2 separate regions of the Homo sapiens genome follow, and region 1 is linked to region 2. Evidence: read pairs that join two places in POLR2A ChIA-PET (ENCODE). Cell type or tissue: A673. All regions are shown on one strand. Links, peaks and the distances in the headings refer to the core of each region. The heading gives the core; the rest is flanking DNA.

What was found. ChIA-PET counts read pairs that join two places held together with the same protein. Peaks named below come from ENCODE experiments on the same cell type or tissue, not always from the same donor. Only the 100,000 strongest peaks of a DNase experiment are listed, where the experiment ranks them.
Region 1: POLR2A ChIA-PET joins it to region 2 with 10 read pairs; 2 of 35 experiments call an interaction of 5 or more read pairs at or near these places.

The regions. Positions count from the first base shown.
Region 1 is chr5:109,607,638-109,617,303 of GRCh38, reverse strand. No RefSeq gene overlaps it. Among named protein-coding and RNA genes, the nearest start is that of MAN2A1, 77 kb to the left of the region's middle. In A673, for the core only: no CTCF peak of the experiment used is centred there; DNase peaks (open chromatin) are centred at 4,683, 5,613, 6,043 and 6,543; H3K27ac peaks cover 6,137 bases.
Region 2 is chr5:109,691,435-109,700,068 of GRCh38, reverse strand. The region is part of intron 1 of MAN2A1 (mannosidase alpha class 2A member 1); the gene reads right to left. It also overlaps the pseudogene RN7SKP230. Among named protein-coding and RNA genes, the nearest start is that of MAN2A1-DT, 4.7 kb to the right of the region's middle. In A673, for the core only: no CTCF peak of the experiment used is centred there; no DNase peak of the experiment used is centred there; H3K4me3 peaks cover 4,877 bases; H3K27ac peaks cover 4,660 bases.

The sequences.
Region 1 (9,666 bases), core at 640-8,639, 83 kb after region 2:
TTCATTTCTTTTCATAGCATTAAATTATCTTGTTTGTTTGTTTACCTGTTTACTATCTTCTTACTAGAAGACAAATGAAAACAGGAATCTTTTCTGTCTGGTTCACTGCTGAAACCCTGGCACTGAGTGAATGCAGGGCACATAGTAGGTGCTCAATAAATACTTGTTCAATGAATGAGTGTGTAAGTTTTTTTAGTCAATGGGTAATGAGGAGACATAAGAGTTTTGAGTAAGGGAATGAGACAATCCCAGCAGTAGTAAAGAAAAGCTCACTTGAGAGCAGATCTTATGAAAAGAGGCAGTATGAGATTAAAGGCAGGGAGATCAATTAGGCAGCTATTTTCATTGTCCAAATAAAGGAGGATAACAGTCTAAACTCAGGCAATGGCAATAAGCATGGAAATATGGGATAGATGAGAGAACTCTGAAGGTCAAAGGCAGATTACATGAGGACTGATCAGATATGGAGAGCGAAGGACAGCTGAGAATGGAGAGAACAGTGGTGCCTTGCTTAGAAAGAGAGACTTCTGGAAAAGGAACTAATTTGGACAGAATTCAACTTGAAGCATCTTGAACTTCAAGTGCCAAAATCTGTGGAAATTAAGTAGGAAATCAAGTAGGCAATGTGTGCCCTTGCTTGGAAAGAGAAGTTAGGGGAGGAAATAAAGATTTGAAAGTGGTAATTGACCCCTTAGTAGTGAATAAGGTCTCTGAGGAAAGGTGTAGAGTGAAAAGAACAGACGGATGAGAATAGAAACGTGCAGAGGGCTGTATTTAAAGGATAGGAGAAAGGAAAAGAGCCAGCAGGATATGGGATGTGGGAGGGGTATGATTCAGGAAGGAAAAAGTAAATTGGGAGGAGATAGCATTTCAAGGTGGTCACAGGACAGACCTTATGAAAAGAGGCAGTATGAGGTTAAAGGCAGGAGGTCAATTAAGAGGCAGAGGACAACAGAGGTTGAGGATAAGAACCCTCCCTTTCTATCCCTGAAATGGGGAAAGCAGTGTGCAATGCACTGTACCGTTTCTCATCACTAAGACCCTCTGCCGCATTGCCACTCTTCCTGGAATCCACATCCATTTATGTGTCAATTCTACAGCTTAAAACCCCAGTTGCTCCTTAATGCCTTCCTGCATGTGATTTTTTCTCAATACCCAAAGCCTTATGTTTGAGATCTAGTTTCAATCTCTTAATCGCTAGACATTACTGAATACATCAAGAATAGAACCATGTAAATCACAATAACCATAATAATGATCCATAATAGTTATCATTTACATCTAATCTCATTAACACTGCTATAGTTTATCATCGGTGTGGACCTATTATACAGCACATAAGAAAAAAATGATAATGACTTCTTTTTCCTTTTACAAAGTCATGGGCTATATTTTGAGTCTTCTCTGGAGTATGTCCCTGTAACTCTTTTTTTCTCTTTGCTGAGATCTCACTGAATTTAAATGAATGTGGAATCTTTGGTTCAGAAGAAAATATGATCACACAAAATTTATGCAGAGTCATAACTAAGGAATGTTAGACCTTTCACCCCTGTCTTCAGGATCCCCCTACGTGATAACAAGTTATATGAAAATAACTGTTGCCCTACAGGACTTTTAAAATTAGAGTAATCCAACTCCTCCTTGATCTGCCACACTTACTGAGCACATGCTATCTGTGTGCACAAGAAGTGTGAAGGATTTGAAAGGGAAGCACCAGCCTTGGGCAGGTCTCAAGCCTGGGGAAGAGCATGCTTGATATAGCAATGATTATGTCATGAGAAGTGAGCAGAGACCTGCAGCCTATGTCCCTGAGAACTTGAGGTGCTTTCTAATACCAGTTTATGGGCAGCAAAGGATGGGACAGTCAGACCATCAGTCAGGCCTGGTACAGCTAATGCAAAAGCCAGAGAAGAATGAGGGTCCTTGTCAAAGTCCTGGATTCTTTGGATTCAAAACATCAGGTATCACTAGGGACAAAATGGATGAGAGTACAAGAGTTAAGCAGCAACTGGGCTAAACTAGTCCTTCTGGAGAATGAATGCCAGTGGTGTAGCAGGGAAGCTGAAGTCTAATGCCCAAGAGGAAACATAGTTCCTCTCCTCATTTTGATAACTCTTGGCATTGGTCCGATAAGCATGCAGGGCAAGCATGTTGGTTGGTGTTTAAAAGATAAGAAGGTAGTTGTTGCCTGGAGTACATGTCTATTCGAGGTCTTCCAGGAGTCACTTGCAGGCTTTCCCACTCTCTGAGATGTAGAAAAACTTTCTTCATATCCGTAAGCTCCTAAGTAGAGACTTGAAGACCCACACCATAGTTAGCACACATTTCCAGACTTATTTTTTATGGTTTTCTCTGTCTCTACTGTATCTATGTATGCATTTTAGGTTCCCACAGAACTAACCCAGGTGCAATACCCCATCCCTCATCAATTTTTACAAGAAACTCAGTCACACAGAGTATATTATAACTTTTGCAGTTTTATTGAATATTTGTGGGGTCAAAGGGCAGGGGTTGGTCACATCCATTCATTTATTGAGTACCCACTATGTTTTAATTACTATTCTAATTGCAATAGATATGGTAGTGAACAAGACATACATAATCCCTGTCTTTCTGGAGCTTCCAATACGGCGGGGGAGACCGATGACAATTTCCAAGGAGGGTGTGGCCACCTGCCAGCTTCCTTTTCTCCAACCATTTCCCCTCTCCTTCTCTAGAGCGGCTCTGTCATGTAGCTCTCTGAAGCCTGTGATCTGATATATGACTCTGTAGCCCCACCACATTGCTTTGTTTTTCACAAACCTTGGAATTCTGACAGAATGTCAGAATTTTGTTACACAAGCCAAATATCTCCATTTTGTTACACAAGCTTCTCCAGTTCCATGGAGCCAGACTGACAAGAACTGACAGGTCACTGGGCCATCCTGCTGCCAACTGGCAATGTTTAGGAGGCTATGTGGGATGATGGAATCAACAGAGAAATTTGGGATCAGAGGACTCTGGGGTCAAATTTCTGCCTCTTACTGTTTGTACAACATTGAGTATGTTACTTACTCTTTCTGGGCCTTGATTTTCTTTTCTGTAAAATAGATCATTATAAACTTCCTCTTGTTGTGATGGTGAAGACCAAATACGACAAAGCAAAGTCCCAAGCACAGGATAGGTGCTCAAATATAACTAGTTCCTTTCCCCTGGGTTCTAGAAAGATTCTAAAGTATACAATGAAGATGAATTAATCAGACCCCAGGATAGGAGACAAGAAGAGTCACATGGTCAATATAAGACGAGGAAGGTTAGCACTTGCTGCACTTTAAGGCACAACACGAGTATTCATAGATCACCCACACGGCCCTCTACTGAACCACGGGGTGACTACGCTCCTGTACTGTGAACTGGGTATGGGGCTTAACTAAACCTGCTGCACACCCTGGGGCTTAAGGTTGTAGCTCTCCCTCCCATTCCAACAGAATTGGCTTAAGATGGAACTGAGGCAGAAGTAAACCTGCAAAGGTAGGCCATCAGTGGGCCCATGAGTGAAACACTGGCAAAGACAGAGGCAGGGCAGGTTGAGAAGATACTTTGAATGCTCAGATGAAAGTCCCATCTGGGTGAGAGTCAAAGCCATGAAATATGCTCCAAGAGGGAAGGATGCCCCAGGTAGCCAGGCTGGCAGAATTTTTACATCCAGGGTAGAAGGAACACGTGACTGGCCTTGTGGTGAATGGCTTGCCGGGGGCTGAGAAACTTAGAATCTCCAGCTGGCAAGGACTCTGGAAGGTCATCCGGCCCAAGGATGACCTTCCGGAGCCCTTGCTAGCTGGAGATTCTAAGTTTATTCAGTTCTTAAACCTGCTCTGGACCTAGCACTACTGTATAAGAAGCCCCCACGTTTGAACTAGGCCAAATACTTAAATCTACAGGTGATTCTTGTGGCCTGGGGTGAGGGCAAGAAATTCTATATTTCAAACAAGCTCCAAGGAGATACCTACACTGCCAGTTCACAGACCACATTTTGAGTAGCAGTGTCCTAGGCTGACTCTCTGACAGATGCTTGAATCTTCTCTACTGTACTTCCATCAAGAAATCATTAGACGTACGCTTGATTATCTCCTATTAAAGGAATGTCATTTCCTCTGATGGGGTTCATTCAAACTTCATCCCTTCCAGCTGAACAGTTTGTGTGCGTATGTGCATTTCCTAAGTCCCATTATTAAGTTTTGCAGCCTAGTCAATCCTTTGGTAGCTCTGGCAGAAAATGCTTACTTATGTCTTTACACCATTTATCACTTTAAAGGTTATAATGTTAACTTAGGTTTTCGGTAGAAAATACAGATGAATAAAGGGAAACATTCAGAATATCCATAATACTACCAACTAGAGATACCTGCTGTTGAAATATTGGAGTGTTTCCCTCTAGCTCTTCCTTATTTTGATCTAAAATCTGATTCCTGTGTCTTTTCCTGGCAAAGTGTCACAGAACAAAGCTCAGCGGGGGCCTTTTCTCTGACAGCTTAGGACAATGGCAACAATTCTCCACTGGCTGATGCAGGACAACCGGCCTTTCCCACTAACCCTGTGGCTCCCGCTCCTCACAGGAGCAAAGTTTGGGCAGAGATGACAGGGAAGAAAACCCAGGCCCACTGGGTGACGATGACAATGCTGACATTGAGCTGGGGGCTGTTTTTCTAGTCATCAGGATAGCTTTACAATGAGCCATTCTGTTTCTTTTGCTTGATACTGCTTGTCACCAATAAGTAAACATTTTAAGAAGTCTGTGACCACCAAACAGAATGTTTTTCAGTGGGCAAAGTAGATTGGCTCATGGCCAATTATTTCCTCACCCTCACTCAGTTTCATTAGTATTATGATCAATTGAGTGTGGACTCTTGCGTTAAAATGCCTGCATTCACATTCTGGCCCCATCGTTTATTACTAACTCTGAAACCTTAGACTAGTTATTTAACCTCTGCTGCACCCCAGTTTCTCATCTTTAAATGAGGATAATGCTACTACCTACCCACAGGGTTCTTATATGGATTAAGTGTGTTAATATGCCTGTTGCTGAAAACAGTGTCTGACTTGTGGAAAGACTGAAGTAGATGATATCTAAAATGCATGCATACATAAACAGCCACAAAGTCAAGCTTAATGGTTAAGATATATTGGGATAAGGAGATAAGCTCGGTACTTATTTGCATATTTTAACCTCAAGAAATAATTTGGTAGGAAAAGGCTACCAAAGTGCCCAGAGCTAGCTGTGATAATGAATCCATTCTGCCTCAGAAGTCAGGACCAAGCTTGTTATCCACAGCCCCAAATCCAGCTCCCCTGGAAGGAGCTCAGTGGTCAGAACAGTGCAGGGGTCCATAAATGTTGGGCAGGAAGGACTGCTGTGGCCACCTCCTTTACCATGGCTGGGCTAATTCTGCTTAGTAGGCAGCCTTAGAGATGGCCCAGGATACACAGTGAGAGACTCGGGAAACCAGTTAACATTTTTGAGTTAGTACAGGTTCACTAGGACAAGCCGTTGAGGATTTCATGTCACTCCCTCTGCGTGCTGCTGAGACCTCTGGCTGAGCAGCAGATGCTCCAAGTCTTGAGAGATGTGCTGAGTCCCCTGGGAGTCACTGGCTCCTCTATGGGCAATTAGTGCATTACTACAATTATAGCTGGTTTTCTAGGAAGCCACTAAATGGCACCCTGATGACTAGAAAAAGATAATTTTCAACCCTATATACCTAACTTCCTATTAGAAAATTACTTAGACACTAGACACAATCTGGCACATTAATTAATAAATTCGTTTCTATGTTTCCTAATCCAGACTGTAAGTAGTTTACCCCATGCCCTGATCCTTGGATTTATAACCCTTTCTCATTTTCTCCCCTTTATCCATCCCTTTATTTTTTAACAGCTTGACTGAGGTATAATTGACACACAAAAACTATATATATTTTAAGCATACAATCTGATAATTTTGACATACAGATGTTCCTTGGTATCTGCCTGGGATTGGTTCCAGGCCCCCACGAGGGTACCAAAATCTATTCACTCATGTCCCACAGTGAGGCTTTTGGAACTCACATAAAGGAAAAGTCGGTCTCCCATATGTACAAGGGTTTCTCATTCTGTGAATACTGTATTTCTGATTCAAGTTTAGTCGAAAAAAATTGACATGTAAGCAGACCCATGCACTTCAAACCCATGTTGTTCAAGGGTCAACGTACTTTAAATTGTCTCTAGACTACTTATAATACCCAATACAATGTAAATGCTATGAAAATAGTTGTCATACTGTACAGGTTTTGATTTGTATTATTTTTACTGTTGTATTTTTTTTATTGTTTTTTTCCTAAATATTTTCGATCCCTGGTTGGTTGAATCCATGGAGCCATTTTATTTCAATCCCATGGATATGGCTGGTCAACTGTATGTCATCTGTCATCAACACCAAAGTCAAGTTAATGAACCTGTCAAGTCCATCACCTCCCAAAATTTTATCATGCCCGTTTGTAATCCTTCCTTCCTTCCTTCCTTCCTTCCTTCCTTCCTATCACGGTCTCAGGCAGAATCCTAGTCAATCACTAATCTGCTTTCTGTCACTATGGATTAGTTTGCATTTTCCAGAACTTTATGTAAATGGAACCATATCATAGGCACTCTTTTTTTTTTTTTTTGTCTTAGTATACTAGCTAGGACCTCCAATATGATGTTGAATAGAATATGAGTGGCAAAACCAGAAATCTATATTTTGTTTCTGATCTTGAGGGGAAAGCATTCAGTCTTTCACTCTTAACTGTGCCTTTTTGATAGGCTCCATTTTACTCCTTGTTTGATGAGAATTTTTTTAAAAATCAGGGATACTTGATTTTGTCAAATAATTTTTCCACATCTATTGAAACAACACAGAATAGGTTCATTGAAAGGGTTCATGACTTGACTTTTGAATGCTTTAACCAAGCTTGCATTCTTGGGATAAACATCACTTGATCGTGACATATTATTCTTTTTATCTACTATTGGATTTGATTCACTAAACTTCTGTTTAGAATTTTTGCATCTATGTTCATGAGGAATCTGGATTAGTAGTTTCTTTCAATGTCTTTGGTTATGGTATCAGAATAACATTCTGGCAGCATAGAATGAGTTGGGAACTATTACTGTCTTTTCAGTTTTCTGGAAGAACTTTTATAGAATTGGTACTGTTTCTTCCAACAGTTTGTAGAATTCACCAGTAAAGCCATCTAGACACAAAAATTTGGGAAAGGGGATTGTCAGGGAGGGGGGACTTTTAATTATTAAATCTACAAATATATGACTATATAGGTTATTCATTTCTTCTTCTGTGAAGGAATATGTTGTCTTTCAAGAAATTTACCTATCTTAGCTAAGTTTTTAGATTTATCAGCATACAGTTGTTTATAATATTCTCTTATTATATTTTAACATTTGTAGAATTTGTAATCATACCACCTCTTTTATTTCTGATGTTGGTAGTTGGTACTCACTGATAACTCTCTTTTTATCTTGATTATTCAGGTTAGAGGTTTATCAGTTTTATTGAGCTTGTCTAAGAACAGGCTTATAATCTTGGTAAATTTTTTCTATTGTATTTTTGTTTTCTATCTCATTGATTCCTGCTCTGATCACTATTATTTCATTTGTTCTTCTTACTTTGAGTTTTAGCTGCTCTTATCTTTCTAGATTTTTTCAGGTAGAACTTAAGATCATTGATTTGAGAACTTTCCTTTTTTATAAAGTAGATGTTTAGTGATGAAATTTCCCCACCAGTACTGCTCTAGTGGCATTGCAAAAATTAAAATGTATTTTTTTCTTTTTTATTAGTTCAAATGTTTCCTAATTTCTCTTTTGATTTTTTCTTTGATCCACAGATTATTCAGAAGTATCTTATTCAATCTCTAAATATTTGGGGATTTTCCAGAAATACTTCTGTCATTTTTTTCTAATTCAATTACACTGGCTCTGGAGAACATACTTCTTATGACTTGAATCCTTTATAACTTTATTAAGACTTATTTTATGGCCCAGAATATGATCTACATGTCCAGTGTGCATTTGAAAATAATGTGAAATTTGTATTCTGCTGTTCTACAAATGTCAGTCAGGTCAATGGGTTAAAACTGGTTTTCGAATCTTCTGAATACTTCCTAAATTTTGTCATCTTGTTTTATCAATTACTGAGAGAGGGGTGTTGAAATCCCCATGACAATGTAGATTTTTCTATTTCACCTTGAAGTTCTATCAGTTGCTTCATGTATTTTGATGCTCTGTTATTAGGTGAATTACTGTTTAGAATTTATGTATCATCTTAATAAACTGACCCCTTTATAATTAAGAAATAATTTTCTTTATCCATTATAGCACTTCGCTGTTTAGGAATCTATTTCACTTTATGATATAGTAGTAACATAGTAGCTGGTATCTTGGCATGCCTTTTTTCATCCTTTTAAATTTAATCTATGTGTGTCTTTATATTTAAAGTAAGTTTCTTGTGGGTGGAATTTACTTGGGTCCAACAATGTTTGTCTTTTAATTGGAGTATTTAGGTGATTTGCAATTAATGTGATTGTTGGTACGGTTAGGTTTACATTCATTATCTTATTTGTTTTCTATTTTCCCCATTGCTTCTTTGTTCTCTTTTTCTTCTCTTCTCCTTTGTTTTTTTAAGATAATTTATTAACCTATTTAATTTTTTATTGTTTTCATTTATCTCCTTAGTTGTATTAAGAGTTAGTCTGCTCTGGCTGCTATAATAGAATATCATAGAATGGCCAGGCACAGTGGCTCACGCTTGTAATCCCAGCACTTTGGGAGGCCGAGGCAGGAGGATCACTTCAGGTCAGGAGTTCAAGACCAGCCTGGCCAACATGGTGAAACCCTGCCTCTACTAAAAATACAAAACTTAGCTGGGTGTGGTGGGACACACCTGTAATCCCAGCTACTTGGGAGGCTGAGAATCCCTTGAACCTGGGAGGCAGAAGTTACAGTGAGCCAAGATCACGCCACTGCATTCCAGCCTGGGCAACAGAGTGAGACTCTGTCTCAAAAGAGAGAAAAAAAGGAATATCATAGACCGGGTGGCTTAAACAGCAGATATTTATTTCTCACAGTTCTGGTGGCTATGAACAAAGTCCAAAATCAAGGTGCTGGTCAAGTCAGCTCCTGGTCAGGCCCTCTTCCTGACTTGCCTTTTGCTGTATCCTTGCATGGTGGAGAGATGAATCTATGGTGTCTCTCTTCTTATAAGGGCACTAATATCATGGGGCTTCACCTTCACCCCATTAAGGAGATAGAGCTTTATAACCTCATCTAAACCTAATTACCTCCCAAAGGCCCCACCTCCTAATATCATCACATTAAGAGTTAGGGCTTCAATATATGAACTTTGGAGTACAAGAGTACAAATATTCAGTCCATCCCACTTCCATTTCTTCCCTCCTGGTCTTTGTAGTATGGTTTTTCCATGTTTTACTTCTCCTGTGTTTTAAACTGTATACTTTATTGCTATTTCTTTGTTTAAACACTCAATTATCTTTTAAATAAATTTAAATAATAAGGAAAAAAATGGTATATTTACCCATGCAGTTGCCATTGCTAGTCTTCCTCAATTCCTTTTTGTACATCTTTTTTTTTTTTTTTCCTATC
Region 2 (8,634 bases), core at 547-8,546:
GGAAACTGAAATATAGCATGATTCTCACCAGCTGGAATATAAGAGACTCCACTTGCTCTAATGCTCAGAATATTTCCTTCAAGTGGCACAGGTGTAATTATCAAGATTATCCCTCCTTCTTATGAAGCCAAACTACCTGACATATACTGCATGGTATTTAATATCATAAAATTGAAAACACTATGTACTGGTTTTCTTTTTTTTAACATTTTTTATTTCTTTAACTGACAAATAGGATGTGAGGGCGATCTGGCTGCGAAATCTGTCACCCCATTGATCGCCAGGGTTGATTCGGCTGATCTGGCTGGCTAGGCGGGTGTCCCCTTCCTCCCTCACCACTCTATGTGAGCCCCTCCTGAAGCTGCATGCTCAGTCGTAGAGGATGACCATCCCTGATGGAGGACGGGTCTTCGGTCAAGGGTATACAAGGAGCTGCACTCCCCTGCTGGAACCTCCAAACGAGCTCTAACTGACAAATAAAAATTGTATATATTTATCAAGTATATCATTTTGAAAAATGCATACATTGTAGAATGCTAAATCAAGCTAATTAACATATGCATTACATCACTTATTTATTCTTTTTTGTGGTGAGAACACTTAAAATCTACTCTTTGCAATTTTCAAAACTACATGCTTTATTATTAATTATAATCAGTATGTTGTACAATAGATCTCTTGAACTTATTCCTCCTACCTAAAATTCCGTATCCTTGTTTACTGGTTTTCAATTTTTGTAACCAACCTATAGTCAGAGTACATAACACATTCAGTCACAGAATGAAATGTAGATGATATAAGGTATGTTGATGTAAAAAAACTGATGGCTGAGGGAGGGTGAGAAATGAGAAGGAAGAGAAATTGAGTGGGAGAAGGCTGAGAAGTACCAAATTCCTTGACTGACAGAGTGGGGAGTCACTTTAGGCCTAAAGTTGATGAATCAAGAAAACAAATGCAATTACATCATTGAAAGCTGTTAATGTATATCAAACAGAAATTGAATACAAAACTTTTTTAAAAACTGGGAAGAGTAGGGGGTATTGAGTTAAATTCTTCATCTCTTATAAAGGGAAACAATAGCTCAAAATTGAAACAAAAATCAAAACAGAGGTATATGCATATATTTAAAGAAGGAACCACACATGGAACATAAAGAAATGGTCAGAAGTGGGACTCAGAGAAGAGTGGACTAAAGATGGGGAAAAAAGGGAGAGGGATTCTATTGTCAATGTGTACCTTTCTATGTCATTTGAATTATTTCTATGTGCATTTATACCTTTTACATGTTTAAAAGAAAAAAAAAATCATTGGTAAAGTCCCAGCTCTCCGGACTCCTCACTGAAGCCAATGAAGTGCACCAGCAAGAACATAGGACAGGGTCAAATTTAGAGTCTTCTCTGCTCTTGGAAAAAGCATTTAATTTCTCTGGACTTCCAAAGGCACCACCTGCAAAGGAGGCCAGTGGTAAATCCATTTACATGTGAAAAATACACAAATGCATACATTTTTAAATGCAAAAAAACAAATACTTAAAAAACTCTACTTAACACTAACCTTAATACTACTCGATGAGACGCATTACCCCCATTTTGTTCGGACTCAGTATACTGCAATTTAAAGATGATACTAAAATCTGTGAGGACACAAATGGGGTGTTAGCCTGTGTCACAGCAACACAGCAAAGAAAGTGACATATAATCTTTAAAAGTGAAGAAAATGATGAAAATTAGCAAGAACTGCTCTTTGATAAGCAGAAGAGCAGGCCAGTACCTCTGCTGACAACCTGAAAGTACCCTGCCTCCAAGCTGAGCAACGCTCAGGATCCCAGAGACCGGCTGAGTTCCATCTTCTATTTACAGCTTATGAAGAAGATACCTATACCTGAGCTCTCCCTTCTCAGGACTAACTAACCCAAGCAATCAGACTGGGCTCAGAATTAAGCCCATCTGTGAATTACAGCAGATCCAAAAAGTCATAAAGTCATGGTTTTCAGTCTTGAAGCTATGGATCAATTTTGCCTAGTTCATGGCCCAGAACCTTCCTTCCCAGAGCAGTCCTACAGTGCAAAACCTTCAGGTGAAAGAAGAGAAACAAACTCATCAAGCATGTCGATGCTCTAGCATCAAAGTTCCCCAAGGATACCTGGAAATCTATGAAACATGTAGATAACACAAGTTTTAAACCACTCTCTAAAAACACAAAGTTTGACCAATGCTTATCTAATAACCAATTTACGAGAATTTTGTTTGTCTTTAATTAACTCACATCTACTTTAACAGATCTAACAATACTATTTGCCTCCAATATTAACAATAGAGAAATATAGTTTAAACTAGGGATTGGCAAACTCTGAAAAGGGCCAGAGAGTAAATATTTTAGGTTTTGTGAGCCAGTTTCTGTCTTAACTACTAAACTATGCCACTGTTGTGTGAAAGTGGTCAGAGACAATTGGTAGATGAATGACCATGGCTATGTCATGAAACATTATTAAACCACTTAAAAATGTAAAAACCATTCTTAGCACATGGCCCTATAAAGACAGGTGGCAGACAGATTTCACTCATAGTTAGCTGACTCAGCAGAGTTCAAAACCAGAGGCCTTGGAGACAAAAGAAGGAAGATTATTTGTCAAGAACTTCATTCTTTCCCTAACCTCCCACCTCCACCCCACTTTCGTAAAAAATGCTATTTAGAGGACAAAATGAAATGATCAGGAGGAAAGTCTCTATCCACTCTCCTTATTTTCCAGTTTCTTTCCCTGCTTTTTCTCATCTCAAGAAGATATTTAAAATGTTGTAACCAGAATCATCAAAATTAACAGAAATAAAAACAATACACTGAAAAGTAAACAGTCTGCCTGAGAAAACTGCAGACATTTCAAAACATTTTTGCAGACAATTTTTATACTACCTTATTAATCAATATATCTTATCTTCCTATGCTAAGAGGAATAAATCTGGATAAGTGCCAACCTGTAATTCAGCTGGAAGAAAGTAAAAGATGATCTATTTACAATGACCTGACCCTAATGTTTTTCTCAGAATACACACGTCCAATTGGAAAAGAATTTTTTTACGTTCCATTATAAGAATCTTCCATTTTTTCCTTCAACTTACCTATGAACATAATCTATCCTTGAAATTTTTTGTAACATACTACAATCTAGAATCCTAAATGTGTAAGTGAATTTCAGGCATCCTGAGAAAGAATAGAGTTCACCCATCAAAAAATGCTAATTGGCTTTTTGAGCTTCGGCCTTTTGATCAATCCTTCCTAAAACACAGAAGTGCTAACGACATGTACTGGGTATAAAGAAGAGGCCACAGCCAACACAGTTTCAACAGGGATGATTCCCACTCCCAGAGGATATTGAGAGCAGTGTCTGGAGACATTGTTGGTTCCTACAACTAGGGGTACAGAGAGAGAACAGTGATGTTGGCAGATATCGGGTAGACAGCAAGGATGCTGCTAGACACCCTACAACGCACAGGACAGCCCTTAACACGAAAGAATTCTCTGGCCCAAAATGTCAACAGCAAAGAGGTTACAAAGCCTGGATAGAGGCAGCAAATGGTAGAGTATGTCCAGTTTTAAACTAAAGTACTTTCTCTTCTTTAGAAAACAGTATGTTAGATTTAGAAATTTAACATTAAGATATTTAAGAGATACCAACCAGGCGCAGAGGCTCACGCCTGTAATCCCAACATGTTGGGAGGTCAAGGCGGGCAGATCACGAGATCAGGAGATCGAGACCATCCTGGCCAACATGGTGAAACCCCGTCTCTACTAAAAATACAAAAATTAGCTGGGCATGGTGGCTTGTGCCTGTAATCCCAGCTACTCGGGAGGCTGAGGCAGGAGAATCGCTTGAACCCGGGAGGTGGAGATTGCAGTGAGCTGAGATTGCACCACTGCACTCCAGTCTGCCAACATAGTGAGACTCCGTCTCAAAAAAAAAAAAGATATATACTAGATACCTACTATCCACCTGTCTGCATAAAATATAATTACCTTAAACAGGGCACTCTTTCAGAAAAGCTATGATATGACCTCAAGTGACAGAGTTCATCAAACCAAATGATTTACTTCCTCCCTATTATAGGCACATTTAGCTATACTCACTAAAGCACTAGATGTGAGCTCCATTTCAGTACAATTAATCCTCAAACCTGTCTGAATTTAAAAATGGTTTCAAACTTAAAAATAGCAGCTTGGCTTGATAACTGAAACAGAAACCCATTTTAGTTAAAATGTCCTACTTCCTCTCCTGATTAACCTACTAATAACAACTGAGAAGCAAAAATCACTATTTTAGAGTTCTTCCTCCTTGCCTTAGTTCTGCTCAAACTTTTATAAAAGCTGCTGCTATCAGGAACTTTTACCAAGACAGAAGGGATAAAAAATGCAATAAGGCCTTTACAATCCAGCAAATACAGGTCATCAGAGCTGCTAAATATCCTTTCATTTTCTTAAAGATTACAGAAGTTGGAGAACAAGGGAAAACTAAGACTCCTGAATGCAAAAAAAGCTAAGAATAAACCAGGTGATCAGCAACAGCTAGTGAACCACTCATTCCAGGAAACTCTCAACACTTCAGTCCTTCAAAAAAGACTAAAGTTTTCAGTTATCACAAAAAGCAATAGCTGACTCAAAAACAAATAAAAGTGGTCATTTTAGCCACTATTTTGCCCACAGCCCAGACACCTCTTAATGCAAATTAAAAGCTAAGAGAGAAAATCCCCTTCCAATAATACAATTGTGACATCTCCCTGACAAAAATATTTGTTTAGGCCCTGATAACAGTGTTCATCTGGGAACAACACACCCAATTCAATTTAAAAAAAACAAAAAACAAAACATAAACTACTATCTTCAGACCACAGACAGTCATGAGTATCTGGCCCAGTTGGTTTACAGGAAATAAGTTTGGGTCTTAGTGAAAAATGCTGATCAGGAAGAGACCCACAGGGCTGTTGGACTGAAGAGGAGTTAGAGGACACCATCCTCAAAAGGCTCTAATGTTTGTTCTTGCATTCCTAAATGCTGGATGCACTATCAACGTTCCATCACTTCCCAAAAAGCACAGATCTCCGCATTATATCCCAGAAAATAAGACAATCTCCCTCATACAAACGTGAACAAACCCCAGCACCAAGTGCTATTGTTTATAAATAGACTGCACTCAAGGAAGGGGAAGGAGATCATATTTTCCTTATATGTCATTCTTAAGTAAGATTTACAGATTTATGAAAGCAAGAAAAAAACTGGGGAATCAAAGTCCTAGTTATATGTATTGCCATGAGTCAACTTTCATTAATAACATCTACTATGCTGGACTCTTAAGTACTACTGATGTAAAGTATGTAAGCACATTTCTGTATGTGTATTACAGTAAGTTAAAAAAAAAAAACACAAAAGGCAACTGGGAGCAGTGAATCACACCTATAATCCCAGCACTTTGGAAGGCTGAGGCAGGAGAATAGCTTAAGGCCAAGAATTTGAAACCAGTTGGTCAACATAGTAAGACCCCGTCTCCACAAAATAAAAATTTTAAAACTGGCTGGGCACAGTGGCATACACACCTGTAGTCCCAGCTACTCAGAAGGCTGAGGTGGGAGAATGGCTTGGGCCCAAGAATTCAAGGCCACTGCAGTAAGCTGTGATTCCATCACTGCACTCCAGCCTGGATGACAGAGCAAAACCCTATCCCAAAGAAAAAAAAAAAAAGGTATACAAGTTCTCACCTTCTAATGGCTTTCAATCAAATGCTTATTTAAAGGCATTCTCACTTTCTCACTTGATAAATGTTACATAGGCAAAAAGATAAAGTTTTAACTTCACTTTCACATTTTCCATCGGAGTCTCAATTTCCATATTTTAAGAGTTAATATTAATCTCTACGGTCATATGCTACACTAATTACTTAAAAAGTGATCATTTGTTATACAAAACCTGACTCATTAATTTACTTCTCCAGATCCAAACATCAGACTAATTAATAAGACAACCCTATTATACACACCATAGATAGTAAGCACCTTGTGAAATCTGCTTGTAAGAAGTGATGACTAATTTCAGGGAGACCTTAACAAAGTTTCTCCTTTCCATCTGCTCAAATTCTTCCAAGTTATCATAAAGCATTTTCAAGACATTAGTCTCTGACCAACCTCTCATTCACAGTGGAATTTTTATTAATTTTCTTAGCTGAGATTTATTAACCCTGAAATATACACACAAGTTTCAACAGATTAGGCCCCCTGTTGCCTCTAGTCCTCCAAGGAATTCCTCCCAGAAGCAGAAGCAAGGCTTCGGAGTGCTTCAGGATAGACTTCCAAAGAATATCTTAGAGGCAGGCAGCTGTTCCGGGGTGAGAGAAACTGGAGCACCCTCGGCCAGCCCACTCTTGCCCCAGAGTCCAGCCAAATGGTGGAAAACACCAGAGTTGTGAGAGAAGAGAAAAAGAACAAACCCCCGCTCTCCAAAAAAACAACAAATAGATTGCTCTCAATCTAGGATGGTCTTTAAAAATATCTTGTTTACAAGATAGACCTAAAGCCTAGTGAAGGTTCCGTATCAACTGAAACCAACTAAATGGGCAATTTAGAGGAACCCAATACCTATCTAAATAAACCGTTCTACTAGATACCAAAAAATGACACATAGTGACCGACCTGCTTGGCTCTACTAAAACTCAAGAATTCAATACCCAAACTTGCCAAACAAATGTATTGCAACCTCCTTTTGCTATGTTTGGTATTATTAAGAATAAGTTAGAAGCAGTGAAAAAAAAAAGAATCAACTCAAGTTCTGGATGCTGGACTACACAATGGTTTTCATTATAATGTTTAGCTCTGAAATGAGCTCAAAGACATTCTGGGAAGGGTATAAATCTCTAGCAGTAAATGTTTCAGAAAAAGGACCATATTCATTATGGCTTCAAAATAAAAGTTCCTTTAGTCATAAGCTAAGGTACCAGAGAGCAACATGCTCTATACAGGGGGCAACCAACCCCAGGGCCATGGACCTGTTAGGAACCAGGCCACACAGCAGGAGGTGAGTGGCATAGCAGGTCAGCAAGCATTACCGCCTGAGCTCCACCTCCTGTCAGATCAGCAGCAGCATTAGATTCTCATAGGAGCACGAACCTTATTGTGAACTGCGCATGCCAGGGATCTAGGCTGCATGGTCCTTATGAGAATCTAACGCCTGATGATCTGAGGTGGAACAGCTTCATCCCCAAACCATCCCCCGAAACCCCCGACTCCCCCCATCCCCACCCCTGTCTGTGGAAAAACTGTCTTCCAGGAAACCAGTCCCTGGTACCAAAAAGGTTGAGGATCACTGCTCTATATTTTACATCAGATCTTTCCATAAGCAAATGGCAGCCTAAACAGTAGGCAACAGATTCCTAAGAGGCAAGACAACTCAGTGGCTGGGAGCCTGGGCTACAAAGGCTACCTGTTCAAATCTCAGCTTGCAGCTGTGTGATCTTGGGCAAGCTAATTAATCTCTCCGTGCCTCAGTGCCTCAGTCCCCTCGCCACTTAAGTTTTACCCTGTAAGATACGAAGGCTAATGTCACACACATAACGGTTAAGCTTACAGAGGGGTCTTAGAATGTCTATCTGCTTGAGGATTCAGTGGCCGTCCAAGCACTTAAAGAATACCTTCTTTCTGCAGTGAAAATCCAGTACAGAAAATCTGAGAAAGGCAATCTTAAATGCAAAATGTTCCACCTCCCAGTTGAGTACCAACAGCCTTCCCCTCCAGCAGCCACTTTGACCTTTCATCAAATGCTTTACGCTTAAAGCAGAACTTCAGCCTCTCATTGAGGACTAAGGATAGATATTACAATACTGGAATTAGCTTTGCCTAAGATTTCTCAGTAACTGAATGAGTCACTCATGTCTTTAGATTCTGAACAGAGAAAATGTCAAGGTTGCCAGAAAACCCAGGTCCAGATGTTTGCATAAACCATTTTCAAGTGATCATCAAGCCAAAGCCAAAGGACATTATTTTAGAAAACACTTTAAGTAAAAATATCACTTTTTATGATTTTCCTGTAATGGAGGAAAATCTGAAAATGAGGTTACTGGAGGGAAAAAAATTACAGTAATTTCAACCCCAAAATTACACAACATATCAAGCTAAGCTTAAAACTCCTTACCTTTTTCCAACTGTTTTCTTCAACCTCATCAAGAAGCACTGGACAAGCTCTGAGCTCAAGATTTAAAGATGCCCTCAGTGCTTGTTTCTATTTTCTCTGTCATACTACCTAGGGGAAGCAGAGGCTTTTAAAATTTTGATACATCTCTCTGCAGCAAGATTTTTAAAACCTCTCACCGACAAAACATGTTGAGTGCTCTGTATTGATGACAGCATCCATAAAAGGGTCTTTTTTCACTTTCACAATAATTCCAGTAAAGTTTTTACTTTAATCTCAATTAAATTCAAGCCATTTGCTCTAGCATAACACAAAAAAAATGGCAAGGATATTCTTTGGTCATTTAAGTTATCACAAAAGAGAAAAAAATATATATCAACTTCACGTCTAGGCTTCTCTTTCTCGTAAGTCAAGTAGGAATAGTTAGATTGCCCTGTCAGGGTTTGAGTTCTTCAGGTTCATTCGTTACAG